3 separate regions of the Homo sapiens genome follow, and regions 1 and 3 are each linked to region 2. Evidence: chromatin contacts called from ENCODE Hi-C or POLR2A ChIA-PET data. All regions are on one chromosome and are shown on one strand. The core of a region is the stretch at or near the end of the contact, and the rest is flanking DNA. Distances in the headings are between cores, read along the strand shown.

Region 1 (3,185 bases), core at 92-2,591, 360 kb after region 2:
TAGTCTCAGAACCTCTTTAGATTTATAAAGAGAACTTTACCCATTTTCAGAATGTTTTCAATGAAAAAAATTTAAATCCAAGGGAAAATTACCTTCCTTCCTATCACAACAAAACAGACAGGGTGAAAACACTAGTCCCAAACCACCAGTCTTTTTTATCAATCTTCAATTATTAAATCCTCAAGTTACAAATACGGTGACAGCAACCCCAGAGAAAAGACAGGATGGTCCCTGAAGTATGTGTCAATTGATTTACAAGTAAAATGAAATCAGAGCATAGTTAAGGATTAATCAGAATCACACAGAAGCACGTTCTTAAGCATCTCAACTGTTGCTTAAATGTAGGTGCTTGCATTTATAATCCGACCTTCTCTGAAACATAAAGGATGAGAAGAGTGAGCCAACCAATCAATACAATCCAATTTTGCTGTTGAAGTGCAATTCATTGATTCACCCATGTCGAACAAACCTAAAAAAGAAAAGCTGCCTTCATATCCCAAATAAGAAAGTTAAAGATAGCTTTAAAAATAAGTTATAATTAAAATTAGGCTGTAAATCCTGAGGTTGCATGATTGGAGGGAGCCAAGATGTTCAGGCTGACTTGGTCTTATTATACAAGTTAGCATATATATTTGTTGGCCTTAACTAAAAGTTACTTTACTCTGTTATCATTTGAGCTTCTCATCAAATAGGAAAAAGTGCCCGTTGCCTGAGAGGACTAGAGTCATTTGTCAAGCTCTCTCCTCCCCATGTACATGTTTCTTTATTCTTTTATATTATTTTGTCAGCATATCTGACAGCCCAAAACCTTGGTGATTTCATCACAAAGGCCTAACTTGAACAACTTCCCTACCTCTCTTTAGTTTACCTTCCCAATGCTGGCATTTCTGCCAACATCGACGGAGAAATAATGTCATCGAGAAATCGTTGGTTTAAAATGGACTTACCTTAAGGAAGTCTATGCCCAGGCAGGTCCATTGTCCTCAGTTATCTGTTGGTCATTTCTGTCCTGCGTGACACTGGGCCAAGGCTGGCCCACCGCGGGGGCTTGGTGGCTTGGGGGAGGTGGCCTAGAGGCACGGTTCTGGCCCAGGAAGGATCCGCAGGAGCCAGCCCGAGGAAGACAGAGCTGAGACACAGGTGTCTGACACCACAGACGCACCTCCGCTGGGAACCTGGGCTGCCCTGATTAGCCAAACACAAAAGGCAGTTTGAATGACTGCCTCCTCCCGGCCAATCGCCGGCCGCCTGCCTGACAGGAGCTGGCCCGCTGATGTAAGGGGAAGTCCACTCGGCCAGAACCTGAGAACCGGTTTCCACCGCGCTGGCACGCCGACTCCGGCGTGCATTCCCGCCGCCACTTGCAGGAGCTGCCTGTCGTGCTGTGGTGTCCTGCCCGTCCCCAACAAGTGTCGCTCTAGGGTCCTCTGACTCATAAACACGACGTGCTGTGAAGACCATTAAAGCGAAGGTAAAGAAGAACACAGCGTCGGCAGCTTTATCTGCCCTTCCTCCCAGCCCTGGCGAGTCGGGCTTCTTTGTAGCTAATTAAGTTCAATTTTTAATTAGCTATGTTTTTTGCAAGCAACAGTTTCTTCCAGACACTGGGAGAAGAGACAGGAACAATAAAGAAAGATCTTTCTACAGTCATTGTTCTCAACAATGAAATTCAGTATTATAAAAATCACCACAGACATAAAAATAGATCATTTATAATAAAGATGCTGCTCATAAAAAAAGACAAAACAACAACACCACATCGCATCTTAAAATTCAGCACAGTGGGGTGCGATGCAGCCCGCCTTTGTAGATGAAATCATAACAGGTTTCCTAAACTCCATCCAGTTACAGACTTTACTTAAATCTATCATCTGAGGCCCTGAAACCGCAATCCTTCGCAGCTGTATGGATAAGTAGTGCTTGATTCAAGTTTGGTATTTGCCCCAGACTGTAGGGGTCAGCTTAACAGTAACCATAGACACAAAGAGAGAGAGAAAGAGAAAAGGAACAGCACACACAGAAAGAAAATGGGACTCCAAGAGTGTCTGAGTTTATGGGTATGTAAATGTATTTTCCTTAGAGCCATCATGATGGGAAAATAATTATAGAATACACAGACAATTTATAAATTTCCTTGCAAAAGAATTTGAACAAGATTTGCAGGTTATTTTTAGGCACAGAAAGAAGAGAGAAAGGGAGCATGCCCCCCTCCCCACACACACAGAATTCTGAATTCACAGTGGCATTATTTTCTACCAGCAGTAGTAATCATTCCAAACACCAACAAAGTCTGAAGCATCCTCAAAGTATCATTGCATTTCAAAGGTGATACTAATTTTATTGAAAGATTGTTCCTGTTTTAACTAGAATGTCTGTCTCTCTAGAATGTTCCACTTGAATTCCAGAGTTATTTATATCTCTATAATGTGAAATCTAAGGAAATGAAATTGAGGCAAATGTGGGATAGGAATGGGGTGGGGCACAGAATCATCTTTCAAAAGAAGAGAAGCCTCCCACTAGATCTGGCATCATAGATGCATTCGTTCAAAAGTAGCCTCCTTTTTTCTTAGGAAAGCACTGTTCTTATCCCAGCTTTATGTTTTCCTCTCCCCACCATGCAACCTCCCCAAAACACCACCACAGAGTGGAATTTCCTTCCATCATAGGCTACTCCCAGCAAGCCAGAGTTCAAGAGCAGCCAGGCCGTGCAATTCATTTTGAATATGTCAAATTTAACAACCTCCTGCTGCAGACCAGAGCTCATCTCCACTATGCGGAATGACGAATGGTCATGTTTGACGTTTGTTTATCACAATCAGCCGGCTAGTATGGGAACGCCATTCCTGAAAAGACCAGAACATTCACAGTAGTTTAAAGGAGCCAGGAGTGGACTCATTTGTGTCACCAGTCACTTCCTCATAGTCCAGCTCTGTCCAATTTAAGCTCACTTCAGATCCACTCTGCTCCAGATTCTCTGTGACAACATCCTCAACAGGTTGTGTTGGCTCAGGGAACTGTGTATATTGCATACACAGTCCTCATGGATGTTATGTTGTTACAGTAAAAGAAATCTATGTGACTCTTTTTTTTTTTTTTCTTTGAGATGCAGTCTTGCTCTGTCGCCAGGCTGGAGTGCAGTGGTGCAATCTCAGCTCACTGCAACCTCTGCCTCCCGGATACAAGAG
Region 2 (3,027 bases), core at 507-3,006:
TATAGACCTCAATTTTCTCACCAAAAATAAAACGACTAGCCCAGAGACTATGCAAATTCCCTCAGTAACAATAACCTACATGTGACCACTAATTATCAAGAGCACAATTTATGTGCAAAAGAAGACCAGAATTCTTAAAAGAGCCATGTCATTAAATCGTAGAGTTGAAAAGGCCTAAAAGACAGTCATGATTCGATATGACCGCTGTGTTTTCTGACTGCAGAAAACGTCTTTGAAAGCACCGCGGGCAGCCGAACCACCAAATCGAATTAGAATCCGCAAAGGGACCCATGAACTTCTCCCGAGGGGGTAGGGTGCAAAAGGCGCGCGTATCTGGGGAGGAGTTAGGCGGGGAGAGGGGGAAGAGCCGGGAGCCTGAGAGCACAGCCTTGCATTTCTGGGATTTCCGAGCTTCCAGTATCTCAGTAAGTCTTTCGTCTGTAACTACAAAATCTCCCGAGCCACCACCTGCAGCTGCACAGCTGTGGGAAAGGGAAGAAGAAAAAGGGAAGAGGAGGTGATAGACAGGGAAAGACATCGCCCGAGGCGCCCCCAAAGCCAGTAAGGCGAGTGGACTGTGAACATCGACGATGAAAAGGGGAAAGGGAAAACAGGAGGACTCCGCCTTTCCCACCCAGCTCCGCTCCTTTCAAAAAAAAGGAAAGGCCGCCGCCGCCCCTTCCTCCGCCTTTCACTTGGGGATGCGGAGCGGCCACTGAACCGCACCCTCGGAGTCCCGCTCCCCTCCGGCCCGGCCCCGGGGCGCGGACCGAGTCTTGCAACCCAGTAGGCGCGGCGCCTTGGCCCACACACTCGGGGCAAAGGTATCTCCTCCCTCCTACTCTCCTCCCTCCCGCCGTGGGGCACTCGATTCTTCACGCACCCGCCCGCCCTTCCTCTTCCTCGCGTCCCAGCCTCCTCAGCCCGCCGCCCCCGGCCTTTCAGCCGCAGAACATTTCAGTCCTTCCACCCACACCACAAGGGAGCCTCCAGAAAACTTTGTGTGTGTTATCTGGGGCTTTGTCCACATCCTGGGCAGGGCCCGCTCAGCCGGGTGGATGCCCGAGGGTGTCCGGGATCTCACAATGCGCTGGGGAGGCCACCACGGAAATCCCACCCCTCTGACCTGCTTCTACAGCAGTGCCACACGCAGCACTTCAGCTCGCAATTCCCATGCCCTGAGCGCCCCCTCGGCGCGGGGGAGACTGGAGGAAAGCCCCGAACCCGGCGCCCTTCTGGCTGTCACGAGGGAAGAGGTGCGCGGGCAGAGGGAGGCGGCTGAGACACGCCGCGCCTCAAAGAATTATTTTAAAGGGAACAGGAGAGGGGTCCTTTTTCTTTCGCATTCCCAGAAGAGGGGCGCGACGAGGCGATCCACTGTTGCATCACGTAACTGAGCCCCTGGGCTCCTAACCCCGACCCCAGACGCGCGCCCAAATTCGTGCACACACCCACAGCCGTCGCCGCCGCCGCGGGGCCGAGCACCCGCCCGGCTCCCCTGTGGTCCTCACCGCACCCGCCCCAGAGCAGAGACCACCCGGCGCCCGAGGAGCAGCAGGCGAGGCCCCAGCACTCACAGACGGTCTCCCCACGGCCACGGCCATCGCAGCTGCGGCACCGGCTCCGGCTGCGCCCGGGTGCTTTACGCCGACTCCGGCTGCTGCTAGTGCTCGGGCTCCGGCTCGCCTCCCTCGCGCCTCCCTCGCGGCTGCGCTCTGCTCGCCGGCGTCCCGCTGGCAGCCAGCGGCATCTGCTCCCCCCACGCCGCCGCCCCTCCCGCTTTATTAGAGCAACATGGCCACCCGCCTGGAAGGGACCATTCGCTTCCCCAGGAAGGGGTGTGAGCCTGCGCGCCCGGCCGCGGTGGTGGGCGGGAGGATGGTGGGCGGGCTCCGAGCCCAGCTCCACTGGCCCCGGCCGCGGGGCTCGCCCCTCCGTCCCCAAACGACCGTCTCCGCTGCCATGAGATGCCGACAGCCTGTGCGCTGGCCGCCACCCCCTGCTCCATCAGGTGCTGGAATCTGAGTAAAAGCCTGGGCGCGAGCTCCCAGCCCCGGGGCCTGCCACCGGCTCCACGAAGCGGGCAGCTCCAGCGGCCGCCGGGAGAAGGAAGGGCGACCGGGGGAGACGGGTCGCAGGGACAGCACGTGGCGGAAAGTTAGCCCCGGACTAGCACGCCCCACCCGGAGAAGCCGGCCTGGAAGGGGCTGCGGACCACCAGGCGGAGCGGTGGGCGACCGAAGTGCGGCTGGGCTGGCCTCCTCGTCTCCGCACTGGAAGAATTGCCCTTCCGCAAGTCTTCCCTTCCCACATGGGGGCCCTCCAGGCCGCACCTCGGTCGCCCACCGCTTCCCTTGAGAAGGGAGACTAAAGACAGGCATCTGGAAGCTGTCACTGTGGCGCGCGGGCAGACAGGGGATCCCATTGGAGAGGAAGAGCCGTAGTAGTCGCTGCTGCCTTCGGCCGACCCAACGGCCGCCTGCTTGGGAGGAAGAAAAAGAACGCCCCCGCTGAAGAATTAAGGCAGCCATTGGTTGCTCTAGGGGTAAGGACCGAGGCCTCCCCTGGGTGTCACTGGAGCAGCCACACGTGGGGGATCAGCCGACTTCATTCGATCGCTGGCGACAGACCCGGCGACCCGTAGGAATGCGCGCTGGGGCTGCGGCTGGAGGGCGTGGCGACGGCAACAGGCGGGTGGCTCGAGTGGGTGCGACTCTGGGCGCGTGGGACTGAGAACTCCTCCGCCGTGGGGAAGATTTTTTTCCCAGCAGATGTTGGGGTGTTACTGCGTGTCTGAGGGGCCGGCGGAATGGAGGGGTCCCGGTGCGTGCAGGGCAGCGAGGTGTGTCAGATGAGCTGTGGATCCCTGCGGCCCCACGTGGGCCGGAGAGGGGGGCCCACGACAACAAGCGATTGAGGACAGCGATGGACAGGGCGGGGAACCAGCTGGGTGGAAGCACAGGGAGTGTGGTGAGGAGGGAAGGGCTGTGATCTGCCCTCGGTACGACGCCCCAAGGGACAGCCTGG
Region 3 (3,357 bases), core at 412-2,911, 330 kb after region 2:
AATGCTATAAAGAGCTGCCTCCTGCAGAGTTATAAAACACCACAGAGCACATTCTGCCCTCTGCTCTCTTCCCTCCAACAATAAACGAAAAGTTAAGGAGAGTTCTCTATGTTTAAAGCAAACTGAGTGACAACTAGACTCAATTGAGCCTTCAACAAATATGTGCTGTATAGCTACTGTATGCCAGGCACTGTGCTAGGCTCTAAGTATAATAGTGAGCGAGATGGAAACAGTCCTTGCTCACAAGTTGCTTAGAGTCTAAAAAGGAAGAGAGAAGTTTAAATACAATATGGTTAGTTATAGGGGTAGACAAAGACATGATGTCATGAGAATATTTGCCAGCCTTTAGAGAGGGGAGGATAAGCCTTCTAGTTAGAGAAGTAACACATAGGAAGAGGCAGAAAGTATGGTATGCTCAGGAACTGGACATGGTTCTCGGCGATTGGAGTGTGAAGTAGGAAAGGAAGGATGCTGTGGTCAGGTATGAGGCTGGAGAGAAACACTTCCTATATTGTGTGTAAATCTTGACTTTATCTTGATGAGATGTGAGCAATGAGGGCTTTAGGTAATGCAAGAAAAGACAGACAGAGGGAGAGGCTGGGTGGGAGGAGGGACTAAAGAGGGAGAAGGAGAGGGAGGGAAGTGAGGGGTTGAGGGAGAGGGAGGGAGACAGAAGATTGGTTATCACTGTTGAAAATGAAAAGATTTGTTTCATATCCCCAAAAGAAGAATGTTCTGTTGTATTTTATTTTGGCATAGCTGTATAAAACTAAGAAGCTAGCTATTTGGGGTTAGGTAAAAAATTTGAAAACAGAATATTTAAGGCCTATAGTTTCTCACCAGGATATTTTAAACTATGTTCAATAGCACCTATTAGAATTTACTTTGGGGCTGATGAAGCTGAAACTGTAACCATACTGCTATTGTAGTTTGGAAATGATTTTGGTTCCTGGCAAAGCAAAGATTTGGCTGATCATCTCATTTAACATGGGAACTACAGCCCAAAAGTACTGCATAAACTAGGAGTCTGGCATTAAAATATCTGCGCTCTCCTTATACAATTCAAGGGTACTTGAATTACCAAGCAAGGCTTACACAGGAACCTTTTCAATTCCAATAATAATATAATATCATTGTACTGAGGTTAATGAAGAAACAATAGGTCATAAAGGCAAAAATTATGAAGCATATGCTATTATTCTTTTTAACTCAGAAAAATACTAAAATCCATTGTAGACCACATCAAACAATTTTGTAAACATAGCAAGTCTTACCTGGCTTTAATTCAATCTTTCCAATGTTCAATATTATTAAATCCTAAAAGAATTTGAGGCAGCTCTGGAATATGCAACATATACACTCATATTAGTACAGATGTTAACACATTGATTCATTTCAGACACCTCTTTATAATTTCTGTTTGGCTTCTGAGGCACAGTCCCACTTTAAAAACACCACGATAACCACTCTTTTTAAAAACGTAACAGAGAGTCGCCAGATACCAGTATTCACGTGTAGTGGTAACTGCTGGGAATTCTCATGCCCCTCACCCACCCTTGGAAACCCGAATAACAAAACAGGACTCAAGGCCTTCTGAAATTACTCAGGCTGGAGCAAATGTTGCTCATGCTTCATCTCCCAGGAAACCTAAAAACTTCCCAAGAATGAAGTCACCACGGGAGCAAAGCAGGCAGCTGAGTGAACTCTGGAGCTCTAATGTACTGTCTTTTGTAGACAACAGCTCTTCGGTGTTAAAGCCACAAGACCAAGAGCAGACACAGCATCCAGAAGAAAACCTCTATTGGCAAGCACAAGACAGTGATCACAGATGTGGCCCCAGACGACGGAAGGACAGGAGTGCAGCACGCTGAAATGTCGGAATACTACACGCCTGCAATTGCCTTTCCCTCTGGCATTTAATGAGAAATAAAAAGCACATGTGAAGGTTTTATGATCATTTTAATTATGTGTTAAAAACACTATAGGTAACTCTTTTGGAATGTCCTTTTCTCTCCAACATAAGCGGATATTTGAAAAATATTTGGTTAGAAAAATTAAAATAACCTAAATTTAAAATCCATGTACAAGAATGACAAATACAAACATGATAGTGGTTAAAAGCAAAACAAAACTAAAATAGAATTTCTCTCAGAAATAAACCATCTCCACTGTATGCTTTAGAAAGAAAATGTAGAATCCTCAGTTATGGCGTATGAGTATGCAAGGAATATCTTTCTCCCCTTCCCCCGCCCAGATCTCTCATTTCAAATCCCAGGCGTGTTCATTCAATTCCACACTCTCAGCTCACACTGCTGAAAAATGCTTGGGTGTTTTGTGCAAATCCAAAGCTAAATAGGAAAGAGACAGAAAAAGATTTAGAGGCATAATAATCTTGAAAGAAAATAGTTCTGTATCATGTTTGTCAGTTAATGGGGAAAAAAAGTGCTTTAGGAAGTTTTAATTGAATAAGAACCTTTAAAATGTCATCTTTCTTCAAAGAAATATTTGTGCATATTGGATAAGAAAAATGTAGAATGTTCATGCTAACTCCTTGAAAAGAGCCAGATCATTTGGCCTATGTAGTAAATGGAGGATTCCGAGTGGTAGTCCAGTGCTTTCCTTGGAACCTCTGGCAATTAACTTTCTAGCTAGGAGTCAAGTTTTATAAACTGTTAAGTGACCAGGCAGACAGACTGGCTCTACAAGGTAATGTTTCCAATTTGACTCATGCTTATGGTCTTTGACTTTAAAAGTCATTTGTAGTCCAAGTGACACCAGACATTCTTAAAACTGGTATACTAAGGGATCAGCTTAGACTTTTGGATTTTGGTTGACTTTTTGCATTGTTGCCCACAGACTTGGTGCAGCAGGAGATACCTGTTATAGGGAAGAAGGAAGAAAGGAAGAGAAAAGAAAAGGAAAAGACCAAAATGCATCTCCTGGAAGCAAAATATCCCAAACTTGAAAGAGGAGTCACAACTTAAATCAAAAGCATGAAATGTGTTATAAGGAGGTCTTTTCCCTAAAACAAATATATTACTAAAACAGTAAACAGTGGTATGCTGTAAATCATAATCTTTTGCCTAATGCATTCCTAAAGTTTCATCCTAAGAGCAAACACCAGTGAGAAATGGACACTCAGGAACCCAGATAACTCAAAAGTTGGAAGGAAGCTGTCTGCAGTCATTTTCATTAAAGAGATAAGATCACCTGGCCCTCTTCAGTAGCTTTTACACTTAATGTCCCTCCCTCCCGACTCTCAAAGCTATAAACCTGAGAAGAAAAAACCCAGCTTTGCTTTTAGCCACAACTCTAGCAATTTAAGCAAAGACAGGGTAGGGAACAATAAAAATATTC

What was found. Hi-C counts contacts between places; a loop is a spot of excess contacts on that map. ChIA-PET counts read pairs that join two places held with the same protein, here RNA polymerase II (POLR2A). Pooled maps may share reads with other maps.
Region 1: a map of cardiac septum shows a loop between it and region 2 (1.9-fold over the local background). The contact joins the enhancer-like site here to the promoter of SEPTIN11 in region 2. A Hi-C loop is called at or near these places in 2 of 168 maps with a recorded cell type or tissue (cardiac septum and chondrocyte) and 5 of 50 pooled maps. POLR2A ChIA-PET finds 5 or more read pairs at or near these places in 2 of 52 experiments (AG04449 and BJ).
Region 3: a loop to region 2 is called in a map of IMR-90, with 2.1 times the contacts of the local background. The contact joins the enhancer-like site here to the promoter of SEPTIN11 in region 2. A Hi-C loop is called at or near these places in 3 of 168 maps with a recorded cell type or tissue (IMR-90, ascending aorta and chondrocyte) and 3 of 50 pooled maps. POLR2A ChIA-PET finds 5 or more read pairs at or near these places in 1 of 52 experiments (BJ).

The regions. Positions count from the first base shown.
Region 1 is chr4:76,584,232-76,587,416 of GRCh38, reverse strand. The region is part of intron 2 of SHROOM3 (shroom family member 3); the gene reads right to left. Among named protein-coding and RNA genes, the nearest start is that of MIR548AH, 10 kb to the right of the region's middle. RefSeq lists an enhancer at 1,041-1,110. Within about 2 kb of position 1,341, at least 22 of the 41 ENCODE cell types and tissues checked have a DNase peak (open chromatin) inside an H3K27ac peak, as active enhancers do.
Region 2 is chr4:76,948,481-76,951,507 of GRCh38, reverse strand. SEPTIN11 (septin 11) reads right to left here and starts at 1,756. Exons shown (of 10, transcript NM_018243.4): 1 at 1,578-1,756. The coding sequence starts at 1,604. It overlaps LOC105377294 (a long non-coding RNA gene), which reads left to right and starts at 1,943. Exons shown (of 3, transcript XR_001741739.2): 1 at 1,943-2,545. RefSeq lists silencers at 1,462-1,771, 1,802-1,981 and an enhancer at 2,892-2,971.
Region 3 is chr4:76,622,740-76,626,096 of GRCh38, reverse strand. All of the region lies in intron 2 of SHROOM3 (shroom family member 3), which reads right to left. The region is part of intron 3 of LOC105377290 (a long non-coding RNA gene); the gene reads left to right. Among named protein-coding and RNA genes, the nearest start is that of MIR548AH, 49 kb to the right of the region's middle. Within about 2 kb of position 1,661, at least 17 of the 41 ENCODE cell types and tissues checked have a DNase peak (open chromatin) inside an H3K27ac peak, as active enhancers do; they include IMR-90 and ascending aorta, where a contact is called at or near this core.